Regions from separate parts of the Homo sapiens genome. Here region 1 is linked to region 2. The links are chromatin loops, found by intact Hi-C in ENCODE. Cell type or tissue: endothelial cell of umbilical vein. All regions are shown on one strand. Each heading gives the region's core, and the rest is flanking DNA. Links, peaks and the distances in the headings are about the cores only.

Region 1 (8,330 bases), core at 291-8,290, 490 kb before region 2:
TGGGGCTCAAATAATTTTGCAGAAAAGACTTTTCTTCTTCCTGGCAACTGAGTGAAATTCACAATAACCATTCAGTTTGCTTCCTAAGAATAAAAACACAAAATTCTAGATTTACTGGTGTTAATGCCCCCCAGCCAAAGAACATCAGGGATATATCAGTAGTTGAAGAAGCTGGGTTCATTACTCATTGCAACAAGGAAGAAAATACACCATTGGGGAACCTTGGGTATGCTAGTAAGAGGATGTTAGAACTTACTATAGGATTTGGGCTTATGTTAGCTGATTTAGGGGAGGGTTTAGGGAAGTAGAGCTTTGCTCTGGATTGGATCCTGTCAGGAACCAAGAGTATTTCAATGATTGGGAATATTAATAAATCTTATATATAAGACAGGAAGAATGAAGTAAGGCTTAGCTATAATTGGTAAAGAAGCAGCAGTCACTCATATTAACCACGATAGGGAAATGTTTAGTCATCTTTTTGATTTGGACCATATTCATGTTTTTATCTTGATTCATCATGGTCACAGAGTGGTTTTGTATGATGTTGATATTCTGTGAAACTGTTGGTGTTCAGTAACAATAGCAACAACAAAACACCAAAACCTAGCTGTGAGTGTCAGGCCAGCTTCCAGATGTCTTTGCTTCACTGGTGACATTAGCGAAAGCAGTTACATTCTAATTTCAACAACTTCAAACATGGCAGGTATTCTTTGGCAATAGTGGTAACAATGGCAACTAAGTGGAATCCCTCATAAAAATGTTTGGTCTGAGAAAAAAATGCAGTTAAGTAATCACTTCTGAAGTGATTCCTGGCTACTTAGTATCCTCTTAAAGATCCTGGAAATACACAGGCATCCAATAACATTGGATTTCCTGTTACTAAGCAGGTAAGAGCTTAAAAAATCCAGGCTTGAATATTAAGAGTTAATGAGGCTGGGCGCGGTGGCTCATGCCTGTAATCCCAGCACTTTGGGAGGCTGAGGTGGGCAGATCACGAGGTCAGGAGATCGAGACCATCCTGGCTAACACGGTGAAAACCCGTCGCTACTAAATATACAAAAAATTAGCCAGGCGTAGTGGCGGGCGTCTGTATTCCCAGCTACTCGGGAGGCTGAGGCAGGAGAATGGCGTGAACCCAGGGGGTGGAGCTTGCAGTGAGCCGAGATCGCTGCACTGCACTCCAGCCTGGGCGACAGAGCCACACTCCGTCTCAAAAAAAAAAAAAAAAAAGGAGTTAATGTAAATCCTGGGATAATGAAAAGGGCCTATGATATTTGAATTACACATATGTACATCAAATCATTTAAAGAATGTTAGCGAACCTTTCTTTCATATTAAATTATTCATGTATAGTTAGAGTTTTTAAAAAATATGTCTGGTGTCTGTTATTTGTAAAAAAAAAAAAAAAATCATTATAGTAGATATCTCCTTTTGGCTGCCCAATATCCATCTTCCTCCTTCCCTAGAAGAGGACCCAGAGTTTCCTTTGGGAAACAATCCTTCCCCATTCCTAGTTACATGTTTGGGTGGTACCCCATTCCCAGCCAATCAATATATCTCATCTCCTTGTTTGCCGGGACTGGTTTAAGAATAAGCACTTAATCTAGCCTTAAGCTTATTTATCTGACCAAAGTGTTTATTTCAGAGATAGGCATATCCCCTGAACTGATCCAAATGAAGGTAAACTTCAGGACTTTAGCCCCAAATGCTCTATTTAGCGATATCAGAATGTAAAATTGAGAATGCTATAGCCATTTTGTAAACCTAAAGAGAGCCAGCCTAACGACTGAGGCAACCTAGAGGAAGCAGTGTGGAGAAAGGAAACCTGATGATGTTTCTGACCTCTAGATGCAGCTGGATCTACTCTAGGTTGTTAAGAAATCAATGCCAAGTCCAATGTCATTAAGTTTTCCCCTTATGTTTTCTTATAAGAGTTTTATAATTTTAGGTCTTATGTCTTTGATTCATTTTGAGTTAATTCATGTATATACATTTAAAAAGTAAAGCAAGAGTCCAATTTCATTCTTTCTCATGTAAACATCTAGTTTTCTACAGCCCTTTTATCACAAATCAACACTAACTGGCTTTAGGTTAGAGAAAGTTATCCAAGAAAAACTTGCTACTTAGATCTAACTTGTCTGTTAAAAACCTTGATCATTTATGTCATTGTAAAACAAATTAATACTAAATATCCACTCAATAAATGTATTCCTTTCAAAGATGCATTTGGCAAACGGTCGTTTTTCTAAACCTAAGTGCTTGCTATGTAAAGCTACTTTATTTAGGAAAGTATTCATACCTAATTATCAAACTACTGGGATAGTTTTTTTGTTTTGTCTTGTTTTCCTGAGAAAGCTTTCAAGTGGTTTTGGAAATTTTAAAATGATGCATGACTTTTGAAGTACTTGGTCATCTATAGGTACAGGCAAGAAATAGTCCCCATAGGATCTCATGGACCTGAGAAGGGGGAAAAACCCATTTGAGGAGAAAATCTAAAAACAGTAAAGCCCTCAAAAACTTTCACCATTCCATACTTTCTGGAAAAAAGAAGACACTACTATTTTCAAATCACCTGTCAAATGAATAACTTTGGTATCATTAATTTTTCTTGCTTAAAACTATAAAATAGGCCCAGTTTCAAAACTTTCCTATCAACTCAACATTATCATTCATAAAGCTATTCCATAATGTATAAAAAATTAACCCTTCAAGTATTAAACATTTCTAGATTACTGTGTAGCAAATTCTCATGAAACAGATATCTTATTTCTTCCCATTAGCCAAATAATTAGATTATGTACTGTAATCAAAATATAAACTACAACAATATTGTGGTAAATACAGTACATTCTTAGTTCAAAAGATATTATTTCTCGTCAAATTGATAATCATACTCATCTAAGTGGAATGGCTATATTGGCATACGAAGACTGCCACTCTTTAAAAACTGTTTCTAGTCTATTCCATTTTAAATACTATCCAATATCCTTTAATATTAATATACCAACAAATTATTTTTTTCAATCACTTTCTTTGTAGAACAAAGACAAGCACTTTACAGCTTGTAAAGTGACTAATCTTAAAGTTATCAAATTAAGTTAAGCAATTTAACGCAATTACTAAATGTACCAACTTCTTAAAAAATTGTAGCAATTAAAGAAATTGTTTCACTGTCTTTTATAGGGAACATAAATAACTTGGTTTATCTTTTATAATGAACATAAATAACTTGGTTTAAGCCAAGTTGTTTGGGCAGGCTGGCTTTTTTCTTTTTTTTTCTTTTTTTCAGAATTCTGCTAGATATCCTTGAAGTCATAGTCAAATCCAAGTTTTTGTTCATAGCTTGCATTCAATCAAATTGAAGAGTACTTGCTATTGTAAAGTTGGATTTCCACCTTTCTCTGATTTTGAATTCATACTGTTAAAGTACTGCACATTCTTATTTTTGTTTTATTGCTACCATTGTCATTGTTAATGGTGGCTCTCACCATAGGCAAAATACCATTGATAAACTTGGGCAGCTTTCAGATTTGCCCATTTCCTGGACAAGCAGTATATCATACTTGCTAATGAAAATCCAACTCTGAGTCTCCTGAACTTGTTAGAAATTAGGACGGTCAGATGACAATGTTTGGCTTTGGACTATTACTTTCTCTTTAGGAAGTGAGGACACTGAAATAAATGGACACTGTTTCCTTCTAGTCTTAAGTTGAATAAACAGGTGATCAAAACCAAAAACACCTGAGTAATAAGACTTACTGATTCACTGTAATTATTCATTTTCAATTCTGTAGCTCATTTTTTCATTGACAAATTGAGGTTATTAATTCACCCTTTTAGTTGTAGATAAATGATAAACATATTAACTCATGTAATCATAAGAGGAAGAAAAAAATAAAGTAGGGCAAAGTTGTGGATTTCACTTCAACTATGGTGTCAAAAGACCCTTTTCAGAGACCCAAGTAGATTGTTAGAAGCCTTAAGATGTCCCCTAGATTCTTCCCAGATTTTCATTATACCTTTTGCCATCCTTATTATTAACAGCTGCCCAAAGAAGATATTCACATCAACCCCCGGAGCATGTAAATGTTTCCTTATTTGGAAAAATTGGTCTTTGGAGATGTGATTAAATTATCTTGAAATAAAGAGATTGCCTTGGATTATCAAAGTTGGCCCTAAATACTATTACAACCTCTTTATAAGAGACACACAGGGAAAACACACACAGAAGAGAAGACAATGTGACCACGGAGGTGAGACAGAGACTGGAGAAATGGAGCCACAATTCAAGGGGTGCCAACAGCTGCCAAAAGCTGATGAGGCAAAGAATGGATTCTCCTCTAAAGCCACTAGAGGAGTGTGGCCCTACTGACACTTTGATTTTGGACTTCTGGCCTCCAAATGAAGCCACAATTCAAGGGGTGCCAACAGCTACCAGAAGCTGGATGAGGCAAAGAATGGATCCTCCTCTAAAGCCACTAGGGGGAGTGTGGCCCTACTGATACTTTGATTTTGGACTTCTGGCCTCCAGAACTATGAGAGAATAAATTTCTGTTGTTTTAAGCTACTCCTTTTGAGGTAATGTTACAGCAGCCACAGGAAACTAATATACCCGCCCAATGTTACTCCCTGTGATTGAATTCATGATATTTATCACAAGTTGTAATTATTTGCTATTTTATTTATCATCTGTCTCACTCCCCTGTGTAAGCTCCATGAAGGTAGGGCCATTCACTGCACACCCAGTCTCTTAGCATAGTATTTGAAGTATCTTATGTTCCTAGAAACTGTTAAAAAGAATTAGTGGATAAATGTCCCCCACAGATAAGTCTTGTAAGACAGAGACCATGTCTATTGATCACAATTGTCAAAGCCTCCAGCACAGAGCCTTACAAGAAACTGCTGTTGAACTAAGTTTGCCAGTCTAGAAATCAGGAATTTTGGATTCTAGACACTATACTGCAATGTATAGCTGTGCCATGGCCCCCACCTCTATTTCCTTTCCATCTATTATTTGGCTTAGAATGTTCAAGAAGGTTTGTTCCTTATCTGCTCTTCTTATCCTTGATAAGGAGCAGGTCCAAATATCATTTATTTTCGCGTCCCTTACATAATCCATAATAGTTGGCATATGATACGACAATAAATGTTTGAGGTTTTTGGGTGAAGTGGAATGATTCCAGGCTTTAGACTCAAACATAAATGAAACTCAATATTGCATCCTTGAGTAAATTCCTAATCGACTCTGAATCTCAATCTTCTCAAATGAAAGGAGACTAACCCTTACCTCACAGAATCGTGAACCTGTGAGCCACTCTGCCTATAGCAGGAATTTTATGAGTGGTACCTGATTAGCATTAACCTATGCCATTGACCTAACTCAACCATGAGTGCAGCATCAGATAAGAGTTCCTAACTGGTGCTGTGTCCGGAATCGGTGGGTTCTTGGTCTCACTGACTTCACGAATGAAGCCGCGGACCCTCGCGGTGAGTGTTACAGCTCTTAAGGTGGCGCGTCTGGAGTTTGTTCCTTCTGATGTTCGGATGTGTTCGGAGTTTCTTCCTTCTGGTGGGTTCGTGGTCTCACCGGCTCAGGAGTGAAACTGCAGACCTTCGCGGTGAGTGTTACAGCTCTTAAGGCAGCACGTCTGGAGTTGTTTGTTCCTCCTGGTGGGCTCGTGGTCTCGCTGGCTTCAGGAGAGAAGCTGCAGATCTTCGCGGTGAGTGTTACAGCTCATAAAAGCAGTGTGGACCCAAAGAGTGAGCAGTAGCAAGATTTATTGCAAAGAGTGAAAGAACAAAGCTTCCACAGTGTGGAAGTGGACCCCCAGCTAGTTGCCAATGCTGGCTCGGGCAGCCTGCTTTTATTCTCTTATCTGGCCCCACCCACATCCTGCTGATTGGTAGAGCCCAGTGGCCTGTTTTGTCAGGGCGCTGATTGGTGCGTTTACAATCCCTGAGCTAGACACGAAGGTTCTCCACGTCCCCATCAGATTAGCTGGATACAGAGTTTGGACACACAGGTTCTCCAAGGCCCCACCAGAGCAGCTAGACACAGAGTGTCAATTGGTGTACTCACAAACCTTGAGCTAAACACAGGGTGCTGATTGGTTATTTACAATCCCTGAGCTAGACGTAAAGACTCTCCACCTCCCCACCAGACTCAGGAGCCCAGCTGGCTTCACCTAGTGGATCCCGCACTGGGGCCGCAGGTGGAGCTGCCTGCCAGTCCCGCACCGTGCGCTCACACTACTCAGCCGTTGGGTGGTCGATGGGACTGGGCGCCGTGGAGCAGGGGGCGGCGCTCATCGGGGAGGCTCGGGCTGCACAGGAACACACGGAGTGGGTGGGAGGCTCAGGCATGGCGGGCTGCAGGTTCTGAGCCCTGCCCCGCGGGAAGGCAGCTAAGGCCTGGCGAGAAATCGAGCACAGTGCCGGTGGGCCAGCACGCTGGGGGACCCAGTAGACCCTCTGCAGCCACTGGCCCGGGTGCTAAGTCCCTCATTGCCCGGGGCCAGCAGGGCTGGCCGGCTGCTCCGAGTGCGGGGCCTGCCAAGTCCACGCCCACCCGGAACTCCAGCTGGCCTGCAAGCGCGGCACGTAGCCCGGGTTCCCGCTCGCGCCTCTCCCTCCACACCTCCCTGCAAGCTGAGGGAGTGGGCTCCAGCCTTGGCCAACCCAGAAAGGGGCTCCCACAGTGCAGTGGGGGGCTGAAGGGCTCCTCAAATGCCGCCAAAGTGGGAGCCCAGGCAGGGGAGGTGCCGAGAGCAAGCGAGGGCTCTGAGGACTGCCAGCATGCTGTCACCTCTCAGTGCCATATGACTTTGGCCAAGCCATTTAACCTTTCTGAGCCACAGTTCCTTAGCCAAAAATTGGCAATAGTACCTTCCATGTAAGAAGTGGCTCTGATCTAGAAACTAAATAAAGTAACTTAATAGTTACACTTAAGCCAGTGCTAGTCTCAATAAGTTATTATTTTCTACAAAAAAATCTTGGCTTCCTAGGGTCTTCTGAAACAATGAAAGGGTCCAGCAGACCCTCTTACTGCCTCAACGAACCCAAATTTGGGAACCTTCTAAGCAAAGGCCGCGTGAGGGTTCCATGAGTCCATGACTGTATCCCTCAGGAACCTACCAGTTATCTGTTTACCACGAGGAGAGACCAAACCGATGTGACAGTACTCTAGAAGAGTCCAGTACCTGGTATAGCCCTAATCCACGCTGAGTTTAGCCTTTTTAGTCGGCAGAGGTCATGACCTAAGTAAGGAGCGTGCTGCTCACCGTTTGGACCGCCCACCATTTCTCCAGGAGTCCCGCGGTTGCCTGGGCAACGCTACGTCACCGCGTATCCTCCCGTGCCCGTCGGCGAGAAGCCTAGAGAGCGCAACGCGCAGGCGCCCAGTGGGAACCAATGGGCGCGGCCGGAACGCGGGTGGCGCTCGGCGCTGCTCTTTCGCGGTTTGATTCTGGGGTGGGGCGGCAGCGGGAGCGCGCCCGCTTTTCCTAGGCCAGCGGGCGGTTGTCTGTGGCTCCGCGACTGGGCGCCCCGTCACGTAGGTTACACACACAATCACTCCCCAGGGACGGCCCGGAGTCCGTCCAGGCAGCTGCGCCCTCCCCAGACCCGGGCACCGCGGAGGCTGGAGCCGCAATGGTGCTGATGGAGGGCGGGAGATGGAGCTGACCAGGGGCCGGAGGGGCTGAGAAGAGCCTGCCCAAGTCTGGGCCAAGCACGAAGCCCTTTCCCACCCGTCGGGCTCCTGGGTTCCCGCCAGCCGATTTCCAGCCGTCAGGGTCACGCCACTCGCTGGAAACCCTGAACTCTGTGCCCCCCAAGCCCTGGGCCCCCTGCGGGAATGTTCAAAAATGAGTACCAGGTAACCCGAAACGGTTCTCCAACCTGTCTATACCTTTCTCCTCTTGGGTGAGGTAGTCCGTGATCGGGGTGAGGATAAAGTGCACCCTCTATCCCCATAATAAGGTCTTTTTCAGGGGTAAGACAGAATTAATGGGTGAATGCTGTTGACCCAGAGAGAAGGAAAAATTTACCAATGTCTAGGCGTATGATTTGGCTTTTGTTCACTCTCCAACTCAGTGTTTCTTAAGATGAATTAATTGTCTGTGATTCTACCTAAAATGGAGATCTTAAGCCCCACTGAAACCTCCTGAATCAGAATCTTGAGGGCAGGGCCCAGAAATCTTGAGTTTTAACAAAGCGCTTTGGAGACTCAGTATTCATGCAACACTGGTATCTCAGAAGCGATTTAGAAGAGTGAATGAGTGAATGCATGCATTGTTACATCAAGAAAGAAAATAAGCACTTTGGCTATG
Region 2 (8,330 bases), core at 81-8,080:
CCTGGGCTTCTGGGAAAGCTTTTCCAATAAAAGACACAGGCATGGCTAACACCTCCCTGGGCCTCTTCTTCCTACCTTGATTGAGGGTGTGATGCCTGGAGCCACAGCAGCCACTTTGCTACCATGACAAAAAGGCCAAGAGAATCACAGAGTCATTGACCCTATCATTATTTCACCAAGCCAATACCAGCCGCCATCCTTCTCCAGAATTCTTGTAAATAAAATAAATCCCTCTTTGTTTAAACCATTGTTGGTCAGTCTCTGTTACTTGCAACCAAAATCATCCCTAACTGACACAGAAGGCCAGTCCCTGCCTGTCCAAAATTACCTGCAGGCTGTGCTAAAAATCCAGATTCAACTTTCCCATCAGAAGCCTATTGGATCAGGATCCCCAGCTGCAATGCCTGGGATCTGTTTTTCTGCACCTTCCCCATATAGCCTACCTAGCATGAGTCTGAAAACTGGTACTTGGACATGACTAAAGCACACATCATTCAACAAATATTTATCGAGTTCCTGCTCCATGCCAGGATGCATGCCATAGGCTGGGACACAGTAGAGAACAAAGGTGCAGTGCCTCCCCCTCATCTGATGACTGCAGTGGTCTCCTCCCAACTGGTCTCCCCTACTGGCCTTGTCCCTACACCCTGTTCTCAACAGAGGAGCCAAAATGATCTTCCTCCAGTCTAAGGCAGAACTTGCGACTCTGCACAGAGCCCTCCCTGGGCTCCCAGTGGAGTCTCTCCTGCATTCCAGGTGGTCCTGCGAGTCCAGCTCCCTCTTAGCCTCCGACCTCCTTCCTGCACTCTCCCACTTGCTCACACAGTCCCAGTTGTGCTGGCCTCCTACCCTCTCCAGGCATGCCCCATCTCCATGCCTTTCCACCTGCTCTTCCCCAGCCAGGAGTATCCTTCCCTCCAAGAGCCTCGCGGCCCACTCCCTTGCTTTCTTCAGGTCTTTTATCACACTTCTTCTAAATGAGGTCCCCTTTAGCCACCCCATCTAAAATCTCAACTTCTGCAGTCTTCCTCTGCCTGCCTTGCCTTCTTTTTCCCCCTTACTGTTTATCACCATTGAACATATTCTATATTTTACTGATTTGTCTCGTGTGTCCCTCCTAATGATAATGTCAGCTCCATGAGGGCAAAGATTCTTGTCTATCTTGTTTACTCTGAATCCCTAGTGCACAAGGCCTAGAGAAGATGCTCAGGAAGTGTTTGTCGAATGAAAGAATGAGAAACCCCTTCTCCCTCTGCAATACACCTAGCCTTCTCCCAGGTCCAGCCCATAGCAACCAGAGAAGGCCCTACCTGCCTCCTTCCTCCACGGTTTCCACCCTGACCCACAGATATCCATTTGCTGGGAAGCCCTCATCTGCCCACTTGGGCATTCATCAATATACCTGGGCCTCACTGGCATCATGCTGGCAGGACCCGCATCAGAGCCGCATGGCTCCTGCACACCACAGGAGTGTCTAGAGAGTCAGATCATCCCTGAAGGCTGATGATGAGGCCATCACTCAAGCCTGGAGACCATGGAGAAGCAAAAGGCTGCTGCAGCAGCTCTGACTTCAGACCTCTCCCTAAACAGGGAGCCAAGACAGCAACCCCCGTTCTTGCGGGGGCCACACTCTCTCGGGTCCTGGTTTGGGTTTGCAGAATGCCCCTGTCAATGGCAAACCAGCACTAAACACAAAACCTGGGAGAGAGGGCTGACCTTAGGATGTGAAGGGACCCTCCAACCCTGGTCCTGCAGCGTGTGTGTCACAAGAGTCCTCACACCACAGGAGATTTGGCAGGGCAGCCTCACCACACTTGAGATTATACTGACTCCAAACCCTGTGAGGGTGGGACCCTGTCTGATTCTGCTCACCTTTATCCAGGGCCCTGAAAATAGTTAGGCACCCCGGAAAGTTGTGAATGGATGTCAGTAATGATCACTTTCACTCATATCTGTGTGAAGAGACCACCAAACAGGCTTTGTGTGAGCAACAAGGCTATTTATGTCACCTGGGTGCAGGCGGGCTGAGTCCGAAAAGAGAGTCAGCAAAGGGAGATGGGGTGAGGCCATTTTATAAGATTTGGGTAGGTAAAGGAAAATTACAGTCAAAGGAGGGTTGTTCTCTGGCAGGCAGGGGTGGGGGGTCACAAGGTACTCAGCGGAGGAGCTTTTGAGCCAGGATGAGCCAGGAGAAGGAATTTCACAAGGTAAAGTCATCAGTTAAGGGAGGAACAGGCCATTTTCACTTCTTTTGTCATTCCTTAGAGGCCATCTGGATGTATACGTGCAGGTCACAGGGGATACGATGGCTTAGCTTGGGCTCAGAGGTCTGACAGTCACTGCATTTATAGGGGGCCAGCAATGTCAGCACCCATGACAATCAGATGTCTTCCTCCCCACTCTGCAGATGAAGACACCTGGGCTCAGGTAAGTGAAGGGCCTTGCCAGAAGACATAAGGCAATGCCCCAGGAGAGATGTGATTCTCACCCAGAGTGACCTGTCTGCAGAGTCTGCATTCTTTCCACTACAGCCAGGCCTTGCTCCTGGAAAGTGCTCCTAGGAGGCCCCTGCACCAGCCTGACCATGCTCCATGGGATTCAGGGACCTACTTTATCTGCCATTTGTCTGTCTGAACTTGAAATACTTAACCTCTGCACTATAAAAACAGACTCGGCCGAGCGCAGTGGCTCACGCCTGTAATCCCAGCACTTTGGGAGGCTGGGGCGGGTGGATCACCTGAGGTCAGGAGTTCGAGACCAGCCTGGCCAATGTGGTGAAACCTCGTCTCTACTAAAAATACAAAAATTAGCCAGGCATGTGGCACACACCTGTAATCTCAGCTACCCAGGAGGCTGAGGCAGGAGAATCTCTGGAACCCGGGAGGCAGAGGCTGCAGTGAGCCAAGATCTTGCCACTGCACTCCAGCCTGGGCAACAGAGCGAGACTCCATCTCAAAAAAAAAAAGGACTCAGGTCAATGCAGACCTACCTTAGTTCTGGGGTGAGGAATGTCCACTTGCTGCTAAACTCCATCCCCAGATGCCCCAGACGCCTCCACCCACAAATTCAACCAGGATCAGGATCGACTGGGCACGGTGGCTCACACCTGTAATCCCAGCACGTTGGGAGGCCGAGGTGGGCGATCACTTGAGGCCAAGAGTTCAAGACCAGCCCGACCAACATGAAAAAGCCCTGTCTTTACTAAAAATACAAAAATTAGCTGGGCGTGGTGGCACGTGCCTGTAGTCCCAGCTACTTGGTGGCTGAGGCAAGAGAATCGCTTGAGTCCGGGAGGTGGAGGTTGCAGAGATCATACCACTGCATTCCACACTGTGTGAGAGAGACTCCTTCTCCAAAAAAAAAAAAGTCAGAATCTACCATTGTGATGGGATTCCTTGCATTCTTTGCATTCCCATTGCTGAGCAGTAACGTAAACAATTTGATTTTTCAGTGCCTCCAAAGACCCACTAAACCAGTAACCACCTCACTCCTGCTAGTTTCTTGCCTTACAGTGCCCCCACCTGCCAGACTTCAGAAGAACAGAACTAATTGCCTTAATCTCCTTCTGTCTGGATGTCCTAGTCAGCTCAGGCTGCCGTAACAGAACATAGACTGGGTGGCTTAAACAACAGAAATCTATTTTCATTTTCTTTTTCTTTTTCTTTTTTTTTTTTTTTTTTTTTTTGAGACAGTCTTGCTCTGTCGCCCAGGCTGGAGTGCAGTGGCACAATCTCAGCTCATTGCAACCTCCACCTCCCAGGTTCAAGCAATTCTCCTGCCTCAGCCTCCCAAGTAGCTGGGATTACAGGTGCCTGCCACCATGCCCAGCTAATTTTTGTATTTTTAGTATAGATGGGATTTCACCATGTTGCCCAGGCTGGTGTCGAACTCCTGACTTCAGGTGATCCACCTGCTTTGGCCTCCTCAGGTGCTAGAATGACAGGCGTGAGTCACCGTGCCCAGCCAGAAATGTATTTTCTCACAGTTCTGGAGGCTTAGAAGTCTAAGATCAAGGTGCCCTCATGGTTGTTTTCTGGTGAGGGCTGTCTTTCTGGCTTGCAGATGGTCACCTTCTCACTGTGTCCTCACACTGGGCGAGAGGGAGAAGAGAAAGCAAGCTCTCTGGTGTCTTTTTTATAAGGACACTAATCTCATCATGAAGGCCCCATCCTCATGACCTCAACTAACCCTGATTACCTCCAAAGGCCCCATCTCCAAATACCATGCCACTGGGGATGAGGGTTTGACATATGAATAAGGGGGAGACAAATCTTCAGTCCACAGCAAGGAGATGTTTTGAGTTGATTTTTGGCTGACACTCATCCAGAGAGGAGGACATGGGGCTGGGCTTGTTTTCCAAAGCTAGCCCTTTCATTACATGTACTCGTCTACTTCCTAGAAAGGACCTTATAGAGAGATGAGCAGGACTGCCCAATGAGGAACACCAGTCATGTTCCCAGGTTGCCTGGCAATAGCTAAGTGAGCCAGGGCTCCCTCCTCCAAGGAAGGGTTTCCCATGGGATCAGGGCACCTAAGCTCAACCTTCCCATTGTCCAAGATAAAACGCTCACTCCTCCTGCAAAGCCAACCTCAGGCATGCCCCGTAGAGGGAGAGAGCTGTGGGGGCACAGGCAGACTGGCATATCCAGGGATGCTGAAAACACTCCCCTCAACACAAACACCAGCCAGCCCTCTGCCCCCAAGTCAGTCACTTGTGTTCGTCTTAATCATTAAGCCACAGCCTGGGGCAACTGTAAATTATGAGTGTTGGTTCGGGGTTCTTGATTTTTTTTTTTTTTTTTTTTTTTTTTTGAGACAAGTTCTCACTCTGCTGCCTAGGCTGGAGATCAGTGGAACGATCATGACTCACTGTAACCTCCAACTCCTAGGCTCAACCAATCCTCCTGCCTCAGCCTCCCAAGTAGCTGGAACTACAGGTGCACACCACCACATCCAGCTAACTTTTTTTCTTTTTTCTTTTTTTTTAGAGATAGGAGTCTTGTGATGTTGCCTAGGCTGGTCTCAAACTCCTGGGCACAAGCGATCCTCCCACCTTAGCCTCCCCAAAGTGCTGGGATTACAGGCGAGAGCCACCATGCCAGCCTGATTAAAGGGTGATCACAGAGTAAAAGAAGGGCTTTGTAATGGGAAGATGGGAAACAGAAAATTATTTCAGAATTCCAGTTTGTTTTGGTTTTTGTTTTGTTTTTTTGTGACAAAGTCTCACTCTGTTGCCCAGGCTAGAATGCAGCTGCAACCTCCACCTCCCAAGTTCAAGCAATTCTCGTGCCTCAGCCTGCCGAGTAGTTGGGATTACAGGCATGTGCCACCATGCCCAGCTAATTTTTGTATTTTTAGTAGAGATGGGGTTTTGCCATGTTGGCCAGGTTGGTCTCGAACTCCTGACCTCAAGTGATTCGCCCACCTCGGCCTCCCAAAGTGCTGGGATTACAGGCGCGAGCCACTGTGCCTGGTCCAGAACCCCAATTTGAAGAGAATTAGCATGACTGAGTAAAACAAAGAAGGCCTGAGCCTCCCAGAAGGCAAGGCAGAAAAGGAAATCCAATCTTTATCTATAAACATAGAAGGAGTCATAGAAAGCAGAACAATTCAGTGATTTTCAAATTTTGCTTCATGGGGGAAGTGAGGAGTGACACCAAGCCATTTATAATCTCCTTGCCCTCATCACCACTTTTCTCAACTTTAATTAGAGCAGCTCAATGTTTGTTTCCATGTATTTCCATTTAAACACAGATCCCATGGCCAAAAAAAGACAAAAACCAGGCTGGACACACTGGCTCATGCCTGTAATCCCAACACTTTGGGAGGCCGAGGCAGGCAGATCATGAGGTCAGGAGATCAAGACCATCCTGGCCAACATGGTGAAACCCTGTCTCTACTAAAATGCGAAAAACTAGCGGGCGCGGTGGCAGGCGCCTGTAGTCCCAGCTACTCAGGAGGCTGAGGCAGGGGAATCGCTTGAACGCGGGAGGCAGAGCTTGCAGTGAGCCAAGATCATGCCACTACACCCCAGCCTGGTGACAGAGCGAGACTCCGTCTCAAAAAAAAAAAAAAAAAAAAAAAAAAGACAAAAACCAGAAAAATTCCAAAACCTAGCTTCAAATCCTGTCTCGACCATCCACTAGCAACAATTTTAGGAAAAACTGCACTTCAGTTTCCTAAACTGTAAAACAGATGTCAAAGTACTTACTCCACAGGGTCTTCCGAATTAAATGAGAGTTTGTTTGTAAAGCAATGAGGCCTAGGCCTGGAATATAGTAAGAACTCAACCTATAGTGGCTGTCAAAGGATATGTCCCCCCAAAGTATCCTCTTTGACGTAAAATTATTTTTGAGTTGAAGGCAATTAAGAAGCAGCAAACACAGGAAAACTCCCTCCACCCTCCCCCTTATCTGCCTAGAGGCAGGATATAAATTCACCTTTACTGGAGACAACTCTAGACTCCTAAGAGCTCAGAGATGGCACCAGAGGAATCTGCAAGGAAACCTCACTCCAGTGGTTTCCTCCCATATATTTACCTTCCTGAGCTTCCAGCTGTTGGAAGCCTAAAACTGCTTACCTTTGTCCTGTCATTTCTCCACAGATTTATTGTTCTTTGTTGAAGAGGTTACATAAGCCAGAGTTCTAAGCTACTGCTTTGAGTTACTTTTCACTGAAGTTGCGGCCACGTGATATGCATTGCACGCGTCACTAAACTGTTTTTCTCGTCAATCTGTCTTGTTACAGGGGTCCGTCCCAACTAAGAACTCATGAGGATTGAGGAAAAATTCTTTTCCTAGCTGTAGCAAAAATTATTTTGCTCCACTGTTATTAGCAATCATGCAGGCTTGCCAGAAAAGAAAAACTTCTTTTTAACATAAAATGCCAAGAGGAATCAGAGCTCAAATCTGCCCGAGAAAGGACATTAATTACATAATGTTCTGTTTTCAAAACAGCATTTTTATGGGAAAGGCAGGAACATTCTTCCTGTGATTCTATATTGCTAAAATCCCAGGTGAACTGCTCAGCTCTGGTCCTGCTGGGGCAGTGGGGTGGGGAGACAAGAGCTAATTCTATGGCCCAGACCTGGATTCAAGCCCCAGCTCTGCCACTTATTTGTCACAAGCCTGGGCAACTTGCTGAACCTCATTTTCCATTTTAAACATCTGTGACAAGGGTAATGAGAGCGCACTCATTGAACATCTAGTGCCTGTGCCAGGAACTGTGCTCAGCACTTTATATGAATTCTCTCATTTAATCCCCAAGACTGTCATTACCCCCATTTTATCTGAACCCACATCTGTCTGGCTTTATTATCCTGGCAGCACTCGCTGGTGGAGGCTGCAGGAGGATGTTTTGCAAAGCACCCACATTCAAGCTTTCCCATCTGTCACCAGAAATATTCTGCAAGCATGCTGAGGCCAAACAGCCTTCCCCCTTCCTCCTTCCCTGCCGGCAGGCAGCCCCGCCTTTACCAATCTGGCAGAGTAGGCCCCTGGGACAAGAATCCCAGCCCCATCTCACTCACGGCTCTTAGAAAAGACAGTGGCTGGCCAGGCGTGGTGGCTCACACCTATAATCCCAGCACTTTGGGAGGCCAAGCAGGTGGATCGCCTGAGGTCAGAAGCTCGAGACCAGCCTGTCTAACATAGTGAAACGCCATCTCTACTAAAAACACAAAAATTAGCCAGGCATGGTGATGGGTGTCTGAAATCCCAGCTACTCAGGAGGCTGAAGCAGGAGAATTGCTTGAACCCAAGAGGCGGAGGTTGCAGTGAGCTGAGATCGTGCCACTGCACTCCAGCCTGGGTGACAGAGCAAGACTCCATCTCAAAAAAAAAAAAAAAGAAGAAGAAAGAAAAAGAAAAAAAGAAAAGACAGTGGCCAAATGGGGCACAGAAGTCCACATCTCTGCCCTTAGCTCAGGAAACTGGGGGAAGGAGAGAGATATGTGTTGAGGATGGTTATGTGTCCAGCAGTTTCTGGGACATTTACACCAGTGCCTAGTGCAGGGCTGGACACATTTCAAGGATGGCACTTCCTTCTCCCTCCCTCGCTCTCTCTTTTATGGATATCTTGACAAAGTGACACAGCACGATTATTAACAGCTTAGGCTACAAATTCGCGCAGACTTTAGATTCTTGGGAAAGGTAGGGGATCCAGCTCTGGCACCCCCACAGCTGGTGACCCGGGACAAGTGACTTAACATCTCTGAGTTCCTCATCTGTCAAATGGTAGTTCCAAGAGTACCAGCCTCAAAGATTGTTAGAGGACTTAGTTAACAAGCATAAAGTACTTGGCAAGCACCAAGCACAGGGCCAGCACTCAGG

Evidence for each region. Peaks named below come from ENCODE experiments on the same cell type or tissue, not always from the same donor. Only the 100,000 strongest peaks of a DNase experiment are listed, where the experiment ranks them.
Region 1: it touches region 2 in a loop (11-fold over the local background); 9 of 110 quality-filtered maps call a loop at or near these places.

Annotation. Positions count from the first base shown.
Region 1 is chr3:59,049,157-59,057,486 of GRCh38, reverse strand. It overlaps CFAP20DC (CFAP20 domain containing), which reads left to right and starts at 7,462. Exons shown (of 17, transcript NM_001394063.1): 1 at 7,462-7,876. The coding sequence starts at 7,856. In endothelial cell of umbilical vein, for the core only: a CTCF peak has its summit at 4,464; DNase peaks (open chromatin) are centred at 4,496 and 7,366; H3K4me3 peaks cover 910 bases; H3K27ac peaks cover 1,020 bases.
Region 2 is chr3:58,556,031-58,564,360 of GRCh38, reverse strand. It overlaps FAM107A (family with sequence similarity 107 member A), which reads left to right. Exons shown (of 4, transcript NM_001076778.3): 4 at 1-244. The region is part of intron 1 of LOC107984079 (a long non-coding RNA gene); the gene reads right to left. Among named protein-coding and RNA genes, the nearest start is that of FAM107A, 17 kb to the left of the region's middle. RefSeq lists enhancers at 1,064-2,064, 2,065-2,565, 2,566-3,066, 3,067-4,067. In endothelial cell of umbilical vein, for the core only: a CTCF peak has its summit at 3,519; a DNase peak (open chromatin) is centred at 3,440; H3K27ac peaks cover 1,447 bases.